2 separate regions of the Mus musculus genome follow, and region 1 is linked to region 2. The links are chromatin contacts, found by Hi-C or POLR2A ChIA-PET in ENCODE. All regions are on one chromosome and are shown on one strand. The core of a region is the stretch at or near the end of the contact, and the rest is flanking DNA. Distances in the headings are between cores, read along the strand shown. Region 1 holds the start of Bok (BCL2-related ovarian killer). Region 2 holds the start of Farp2 (FERM, RhoGEF and pleckstrin domain protein 2).

Region 1 (4,087 bases), core at 1,452-3,951, 170 kb after region 2:
GTGTGTGTGTGTGATGTGTGTGTATGGGGTGTGTGTGATATGTGTGTGGGGTGGGTGTGTGTGTGATGTGTGTGGGGTGTGTGTGTATGGGGTGTGTGTGTATGTGTGGTATGTGATGTGTGTGTGGGGTGTGTGTGATGTGTGTGGTGTGTGATGTGTGTGTGTGTGTTTGTGATGTGTGATGTGTGTGATGTGTGTGTATGGGGTGTGTGTGTGTATGTGTGGTATGTGATGTGTGTGTGGGGTATGTGTGATGTGTGTGTGGTGTGTGTGTGTATGTGTGGTATGTGATGTGTGATGTGTGTGTGATGTGTGTGTGTGTGTGTGCACTTGCTTACTTGAGTACTCGTGAGGAAGACTTCCATGGCCTTGTCTTGTTGAGAGTACAGCACAAAGGTCCTTTCCTTGCTCACAGATCTCCAGAGAAACCAGGAGTGTTGAGCATGAGTGCTTGTTTTTCCAGTGGGAAAGGTGAAAAAAAAACCTGTTCTTCCATCCAGAAACTTGGATTTGAATTGGAACCGGAAGTGATTAATAGCCTGGTGATCTGCCATACCTGTTGGCCCAGGGCATATCGAACTCCCACAATCAGGACTGGAGGTGGCTAACAGCACAAATGATCTCTATGCTATCAGTATAACTGAGATACAGAGCCTTCCTTGGGCTATCAGGCAAGTATAGCTACTGCTCACTCTGGCCCCGACCTCTCTGGCCATGTTTATTTCATATATGTGGGTGCACTGTCACTGTCTTCTGACACACCAGAACACTGCATCGGATGACCATTACAGATGGTTGTGAGCCACCCTGTGGTTGTTGGAAATTGAACTCAGGACCTGTGGAAGAGCAGATGGTGCTCTTAACTGCTGAGCCATCTCTCCAGCCCTAGAACCCATCTTGTTGGAATTAATGACAGGCACCCTGGGTCAAGTTCTGATGTAATTATGCTTCTGTGTGCCTCGGGGATTGGATTACAACAGGAAACTTTTTTCTTCAAATTATACTGTGATTAAACTAGTTGGTAATGAACTGCCTGAGATCAGACCAGGTTCATGAAGTCAATCTGAATCTGCTTTTTAATCCCCGTCGCGTCATTCTTGATTCCCTGCCCGGACACCTGCAAGGTCCCCTCATTCTCTAATGCTCTCCACATTATTTCCTAAGATGGGATCTGTTAGTGATACTTGAGCTAGGTTCCTGTCCTGCCAGTCCCAGGGATCTCCTCTTCTTTGCCCCAATAGCACTGGGACTTGTATGTGGTGATGCTGGGTTTTAACCTGGGCTTGTACTGTTTTTGTGACTGTTCACTTGAAAATATTTCCATGGTAGGACTGGAGAGGTGGCTCAGCGGTTACAAGCACTGACTGCTCTTCCGGAAGTACTGAGTTCAATTCCCAACAACCACATGGTGGCTCACAACCACTTATAACTGTAGTCCTGTGAGATCCAATGCTTTCTTCTTGTGTGCAGACATACATCCAGATAAAACACCCATCTACATAAAACACATAAATAAACCTTTTAACATTTTCATTGTGATTTATTATTTATTGCCTCATTATAAGTACGCTGTTTCATTTCCAAGCATTTGGAGACTTCCACTGGTTTTTCTGCAATTTAGCTTTAATTCAGAGAGTAATTACTGTATGATTTTGGTTCTTTGAAATTTGTTGACACTTGTTTATGGTTTCAGGTGTAGTCTATTTTGGTGTGCGTGTGTAGAATATGCATTTTATAGCTCTAAGTGAAGTGTTTTACTTACACAAACTAGGTCGAGTTAGCAAATCCCATTGTTGAGATTTTGCAGTTGGGTCCAAAGATGAAGGAGAAGACCAGAGTCTAGTAGATGATGTTGACTTTCTTGGAAATCGGTATGGAAAAAGGGAGCTCGGATTCACTGCCACACTGTTCACAACGATGTCTGTGATCCAGCATAGGTCTAAGTATGAATCCTAAAGTAACTAAGCTTCTGAAGACCGCTGTAGTCTAGTACTCCGGAGCCAGGGGCTGGGTGATTCCTGCAGGTTGGACCAGCTGGTCAACACAGAGCTCCAGACAAGCCTCTCTCTCTTTGTGAGTCTCTCTGTCTCTGCCTCTCTCTGTGTCTCTGTCTCTCTCCCTCCCTCCCCTTTTTCTGTCAAAGGGAAATACCCTAATGAGAGATAACTAACTACAAAAGATTATATATTGGATTGGATATAAATAAGTCCAGCTCATTAAAAGCAAAGCTAGACTTGAGTGGGAATGGATGGGTATTTGTAGTATCTTCAACCATGTACATACCCAAGTCTTCACCACACTCCAAAGGCTCTATTAAGCCAAGAATGCAGAATCTATTTTTAAATATTTACTTATTGTTATTTTTGTTTTGTGTATGAATGTTTGCCTGCCTCCATGTCTGTGAATCCCCGTGCATGCCTGGTGTCCTTGGAGATCAGAAGAGGGCATCAGATCTCCTACAACTTCAAGAATCCAGGATCTTTAAGGAGCCTCTATAAGACAATAAGGAAATATAAGTCAGCTCATTTTAAAATGGAACTTGGTGCGCCCCAGTGGGTTGGTGTCAGAGCTGGATGTTCTTCGCGCTGCCTGCCGGGACAGCTCCAGTCTGGCGGCGTTCCCGGGCGCATCCCGAGAACTTGTGCTGGCCTTTCTTAAACCAGGGAGGCGTTGGGCAGAGCTGGGCTGCGGCTCCGCCCCCGGGGGTTGCCGTTTCCTTAGAAGGCGAAGCCCTAAGCCTGGCTTCTCGCCCGCGGGGAGACCGCGGTACGCCTCCCGCACCCCTCGGGACCAGGACTTCTGCGAGCGCGCGGGAAGACCGGCGGAGCCTGTGCTTCAGCTCGGGTGTGGACGGGGCGGGCGCTGGGGCGGGGCGCGCGCTCGCGGGTTTGAATGGAAGGGTCTAGACCGCCGGAGACGGCAGCGAGCGGGTCCTGAAACCAGAACTCCACCGCCGCCCCGCGCGCCATGAGGCGGGAGAGGTGAGTCGGGCGGGCGTGGCGTCGGTGCCCTGGATGTAGCACCATGGGAACAGCGACACCGGGGACAAACACGGGCTCTGCGAGGTGCGCAGGTGCGTGGTCTCCGAGCCCGGGGACTGCCGCGCAGTTTGGAGCCTTCCTTAGGACCCCACTCGTCGGCAGGGAGGAGCCCGCGGGGTCCTGCTTGTCGGCTGGTCGCAGCAGGCTACTCTGCATCCTCTTCTCCCCCAAATTGGTCCTGGAGCCTGGGCGCTGTGATTAAAGAACCTATCGCCACTTCCCTGCGGTGTTTCCAACCCCTGACCACCGCTGGGATCTGCGAGATTTAATTTAGAACCTAAAAAGAACCCGAGACTTTTAAAAGATTTGGGGTGCAAAACGAGAGGCTATCGGAAACCGGCCCTTTTTGAGGGCGGCGCACAGCCAACCTCCTGTGTTGTTTGAATCGCGCACGCGGTGGGGACCGCTGTGCCTCGGGCCGCGCTTCTGGGTCTCCTCCCGTGGCGGGAGTCCTTTCGCCACCTGGCTGGAGGCGGTCCGGTCTGAACTCAGTCTATTCGTAGGTGTGGCGCCTCTCGCCCGCGCTTCGGCCATGGAGGTGCTGCGGCGCTCTTCTGTCTTTGCAGCGGAGATCATGGACGCCTTTGATCGCTCGCCCACAGACAAGGAGCTGGTGGCCCAGGCTAAGGCACTAGGCCGGGAGTACGTGCACGCGCGGCTTTTGCGCGCCGGCCTCTCCTGGAGCGCTCCAGAGCGTGCCTCGCCTGCCCCTGGAGGACGCTTGGCAGAGGTGTGCACAGTGCTGCTGCGCTTGGGTGAGTGTGGGGCACCAGCAGGTACCATCCCAGGCCGCCCCTCTATAGCTGGTTGGATGGGCCTGCCCGCAGTGTTTCAGGGTTCCCGGTACAGCTGTTCTGCACAGACATTCCCTTCTTGTGACATGACCAGCCCTTCTGCGGTTGTGCCTCACCCTCCCGCTGGCGCTGAGAGAGGAGGCGTGCGTGGGAGCCCAAATCTGTCTGGAATGGAGAGGGTGCAAGGATAGGCCACCCAGGCTGGCGCTGCTCTTTGTCCCCAGGCTTGTCTGCTTGCAGGCTCCTTTGTCA
Region 2 (4,571 bases), core at 563-3,062:
TGTATGTGTATGAGTATTTTGCCTGCCTGCATGTCTTTGTACCATGTGTATGCCTGTCACCCAAGGAGGCTAGAAGAGGAGGGTGTCAGGTCCCCTGGAACTGGACTTAGAGACCGTTGTGAGCAGCCATGTGGGTGCCAGGAACTGGATTTGTGTGTTGTGGAAGAGCAGCCCTTAACAGCTAAATCATCTCCCCAGCCCAGGAAAGTGACTTTAAAAATCTGAATTTGCTCTGGTGAGATGCCTTAGTGGCTAAGAGTACTTGCCTCATAACGTGATCAAACCTGAGTTTGATCTCAGGACTCATAAAGGGAGCAGAGCCACATAACCCCAAACTTTATCCTAATCTGGGTGGATGATCAATCTCTTCGGCCTGGCCTCACTCCGGTTTGTCAGCATGACCCCTGGATTGACCACCCAGTACTATCGGAGTCTTTCTCATCCTCTTGCTCTCTAAGCAGCGTACTGACACTAGGAAATGAGGCTCCTGCTCTCTAAATCACTAGGTTGCTCATGTCAAACCTCATTCTTGCCTTGTCCAGTCCAGCTCCTTTTCTTTTTTTTTTTTTTTTTGGTTTTTCAAGACAGGGTTTCTCTGTATAGCCCTGGCTGTCCTGGAACTCACTTTGTAGACCAGGCTGGCCTCCAACTCAGAAATCCGCCTGCCTCTGCCTCCCAAGTGCTGGGATTAAAGGCGTGCGACACCACCCGGCCCAGTTCCTTTTCTTAATGATGGACATCACAGTCAGTGGCTATGGCAGTGGCTGGTTACAAATAAGGGATAGCCAAGGTGGTGGAGGAAGTTGGGAAGCCTACTAAAATTGCAGACCCAGTCAGCCTGAGCTTCTAGGTTGCCTTGGAGAAGCAGAGAGCCCCCCCACCCACCCACCCTCCAGTGGGCTGAGGCCCTCCCTGCTTATCTTAAGGACTTATTGCCAAAGGCTAGAGTTCTATATGAATCGCTTGGGGGCCTGTGTGGATTTATTTAGCCTAGACTGGTTCAAAGGGCTGGCTCCCTGCAGGCCCATTCGCTTAACCAATGGAAGAAGAAAGTGAGTTTGCTGCAAGTCTGAAGTGGAAGGACCAGAATCCAGTCTCACCATTTTTCATTTCCAGAAAGCCTCAAATCCAGAAAGGAACCGCGAGGGCTTCGAGGACTCTTAGCGTAGCCTGCACCTCAAAAGCGTCCCTTTAGGAACAGCTGGTGCCTAAAGACCACGGTTCCACTATTCCCTGGTTGGGCACCACGGATGGAAGGTAGGAAAGAGCCTAGTAGTCAGGGAGGCCTGAATGCCAGAATAGTCCCGCGAGCTTGAAGTCCAAGGCCCCACCCAGAATCGGGGCTGCCCTGCTTGCCAAAGCCAGGCTGTAGGCTGAGACCCGCCCCTGTGCCAAAAGTCCCGCCCAGGGCCACCCGCATTCCAGAGTCCAGGTCTGGGGTAGTCCTCCCGTTGTTCCAAAGCTGCGTCCAAGATAGAATCCTCCCGTCGCCTTGTCAAAGCGAAGACTAAGACGGAGAACTCGCGGGTTTCCTAAGTCCCACCCAGCACAGAGTCCTCAGGTCCTAAAGCCCCTCCCAGGGCCGAGGACACGCACAGCCCGCCGAAGCCCTGTTGCACCCGCGGAGAAGCTGCACAGCTTTGCTTCTGACTTTATGGGGCTCCCTCGCCCCGCCCTGTCCCATGTGATCACCAATCAGAGCTAGGTGCTGCGCTCGCAGGCGCCGGTCGGGAGGACCCGCCCGCAGGCCAATCGGTGGTGCGTCCGCGGGGGGGCGGGGCTGCGGCGGACGCGCGGCGGGGGCGGGGAAGCAGCTAGCTGTCGGGATCGGGCGGCGCGGGCGCAGGACGTGGAGGAGGCCTGGCTGGCGGCGGCGCAGGCCGGTGTGGCACGGTGAGGACGCGGCGGCCGTGGGCGGGGGAGGGGAGCGAGCCGCGCAGGGGCGCTGGGTTGGGCATGGGCTTCCTTCGTTGGCCGGACCTCAGCGGAACCCGAGCCGGACCAGGCCTGAGGCTGGCCGTCCACCAGAGAAAGTCCACGCCCGGCTCTGAGGCCTTCGTGAGGCGCGCCAGAGTCCGCGTTTGACAACACACGTCTGTGGACGGCCTGTCGGTGGAGGGCGAAGGGAGGGAGAGTCTCGGGTCCAGTCTGGATGTCCGCTGAGGACTGGCTGGAGAGTTGCTTTTGTAGATGGGCAGTCTGGGGAGGGCTGAGAGCTGCAGAGTTCCAAGGAGCCAGGCTGTCAGCAGAGTACTGAGGACAGGAACAGCACACGTGGAGACCAGCTGTCGAGGAAGGGGGGTGATCAGAGTCTCAGCATCTCTCGTGGACACTGAGTGTCCCGTGATGGGTTAAGGGCCACAAGAATGTCCTGCTGAAGACCGCCCCCACCCCCAGGCCAGTGCTCTACAAAGCACCTTGGGAAGCAGCACCCGGAGCCACAAATGAAAGCCCAGAAGGGCATTCTTTTTTCTTCTCGGCCTTTCCTTCAGAACTGAGACTCGGATATTCTTACTCTGCTAAGATCTAGAAACAGTACTGGCCCACTGCCTTTTACTCATCCGAGATTATAAGCACCTTTGCCATTTACACACGTGGCAGTGATTTCTTAAACTCTTTCATGTCCCAGTAATGGTGATGAAAAATTGAAATGAAAACAAGGCATTCGTGAAGGAAATAATGTCGATACACCGTGCTGAGAAAGAATGGAGAGCCTTAAGATTCCGGACAGAATCTTTAAAGGGGTGGCCTTTCTCCCTAGCTTTGTTCTGTTTCCATGAGGTGTTTTTGACTGGGCCACTGTGAAAATATTTGGTAATTAGTGGGTAGCACCGAATTAGAGTCGGTCTTGTGGAGACGGCATTATGATCAGCAGCACAGATTCTCACAGTGTTAGCAAGATGGAAAGGTCATTTGAAATGGGGAGGTATGAAGTAACCTTTACTTGTAGGCCAAATAAAAGTTTTGTGAGTTTCGGGACGTGGGAAGGCATTTGTGAAGCGCTTTGTGGCTGTTTCGTTGTCAGTTCTAAAGTTTTCATATATCCCTGTCCCCCACCGTTTTTTGTTGAGACAGTTTCCATAGCCCGGGCTGGCCTCCAACCCGTCATCCTCCTTTGTCAGCCACCTGAGGGCTGAGTGTAGGTGGAGCACAGGGGTGCGCCATGGCTTCCTATGCATAGCCCCGTTTTAAATAAAGCACGGGAAGACCTTGCCCGGTGGGGTTGTGGATGACTCTCTGGGATACCGCAACCATGTAAACCTCTGCTTCTCCGGTGTCCTTGCCCTGCCACATTGTAGAGATGGTGATTATCGAGTTAGGTTCCTTCCTACAGATTCCTTTACAGAGAGGACTCAGGTGTATCTCTCATTTGCCCCGCCTCAGGTTCCTCATCCATAGAGTGGGTTTAGAATGTATTTACCTCAGACGCTTGTTGCCATGACTAAGAATCAGTTTTTCAAAGCCGCTAAGATGCCCTGCATCCAGTAAGTACTTCATTAACTGTTACTGACAAGTGAAAGGGCGACCTGAGTCAGTGGCAGCGCAGGCTAGCCCTGGGTATTTGTAAGAAGAGCTAGAGACTTGGTGATTCCACAGAGTTATCCCACTTGAAAAGGGGTAGGGTCCAGGGAGGAGCATTGCCTAAGCAGAGATGAATCCATGGGTAATTCTGCAGGACGCCATTATGTCTGTTTGTCAGTTTCCTCCTTTCCAAACACCCCTGCTTCTAGTCACATGAACCCCTTCTGTATTCAGACATTAACAGATTTCTCTAAATTCTGCCAATCATTTTGGTTACATTCATAGTTTCCTTTTCCTTGCTTTCCCTTCATGAACTCTGTACATACCCTGCCTTGCTCGGTGTGCAGCCAGAACACACTGAAAATCTGGGTGACTCTAGTCTGTTCTCTAAGGTCCATATACAGTCCTTTGGCTCTGTGTATCTGTTGAGGTGAGGGTTTTACTTTACCAACCAGAGTTGAAAAGCTGAGGCTCCCATAGAACGTAGTGCGATGAAGTCTGGTGTTATAATTTACTCAGGAGTGTTTATGTGGGTGATGATTGTGCTCTATTTTTGGAAAGCAACTGCCAGTATGTGATATTTTGATTTTTGAAATTCCACTTAAAAAAAAATCTGATAGGCAAACCTTGTATCGATCAGGTGGTTAAGTAAACCTCTTGGCTAGTAAACATTCGTTGGTACGCTCATTCCTGTCCCTCCTCACAGCATCATTTGAACCATTTCGGTCCTGGGAAATAGGCTGTAAGTAGTTTTTAAAAAAAGATTTATTTATTTTATTTATATGAGTACACTGTCACTGTCTTCAGCCACACCAGAAGAGGGCATCAGATCCCATTACAGATGGTTGTGAGCCACCATGTGGTTGCTGGGAATTGAACTCAGGACCTCTAGAAGAGCAGTCAGTGCTCTTAACCGCTGAACCATAGTCTTTTAAGCTTAACAGTGAAATGGTGTGCACATAAAAATTAAAGTATTAAAAAGTATGCCTGAGGACATGGACAGAGTTGTGAGGGCAGGATGGTGGAAGTGATTTTGTTTTAGATTTGTA

Evidence for each region. A loop is a pair of places that touch in the nucleus more often than their neighbours do. ChIA-PET counts read pairs that join two places held with the same protein, here RNA polymerase II (POLR2A).
Region 1: POLR2A ChIA-PET joins it to region 2 with 14 read pairs in embryonic stem cell. The contact joins the promoter of Bok here to the promoter of Farp2 in region 2. A Hi-C loop is called at or near these places in 1 of 37 maps with a recorded cell type or tissue (left cerebral cortex). POLR2A ChIA-PET finds 5 or more read pairs at or near these places in 3 of 5 experiments (Patski and embryonic stem cell).

Annotation. Positions count from the first base shown.
Region 1 is chr1:93,682,874-93,686,960 of GRCm38, forward strand. Bok (BCL2-related ovarian killer) reads left to right here and starts at 2,702. Exons shown (of 5, transcript NM_016778.3): 1 at 2,702-2,981; 2 at 3,545-3,796. The coding sequence starts at 3,574.
Region 2 is chr1:93,510,292-93,514,862 of GRCm38, forward strand. Farp2 (FERM, RhoGEF and pleckstrin domain protein 2) reads left to right here and starts at 1,813. Exons shown (of 27, transcript NM_145519.2): 1 at 1,813-1,893.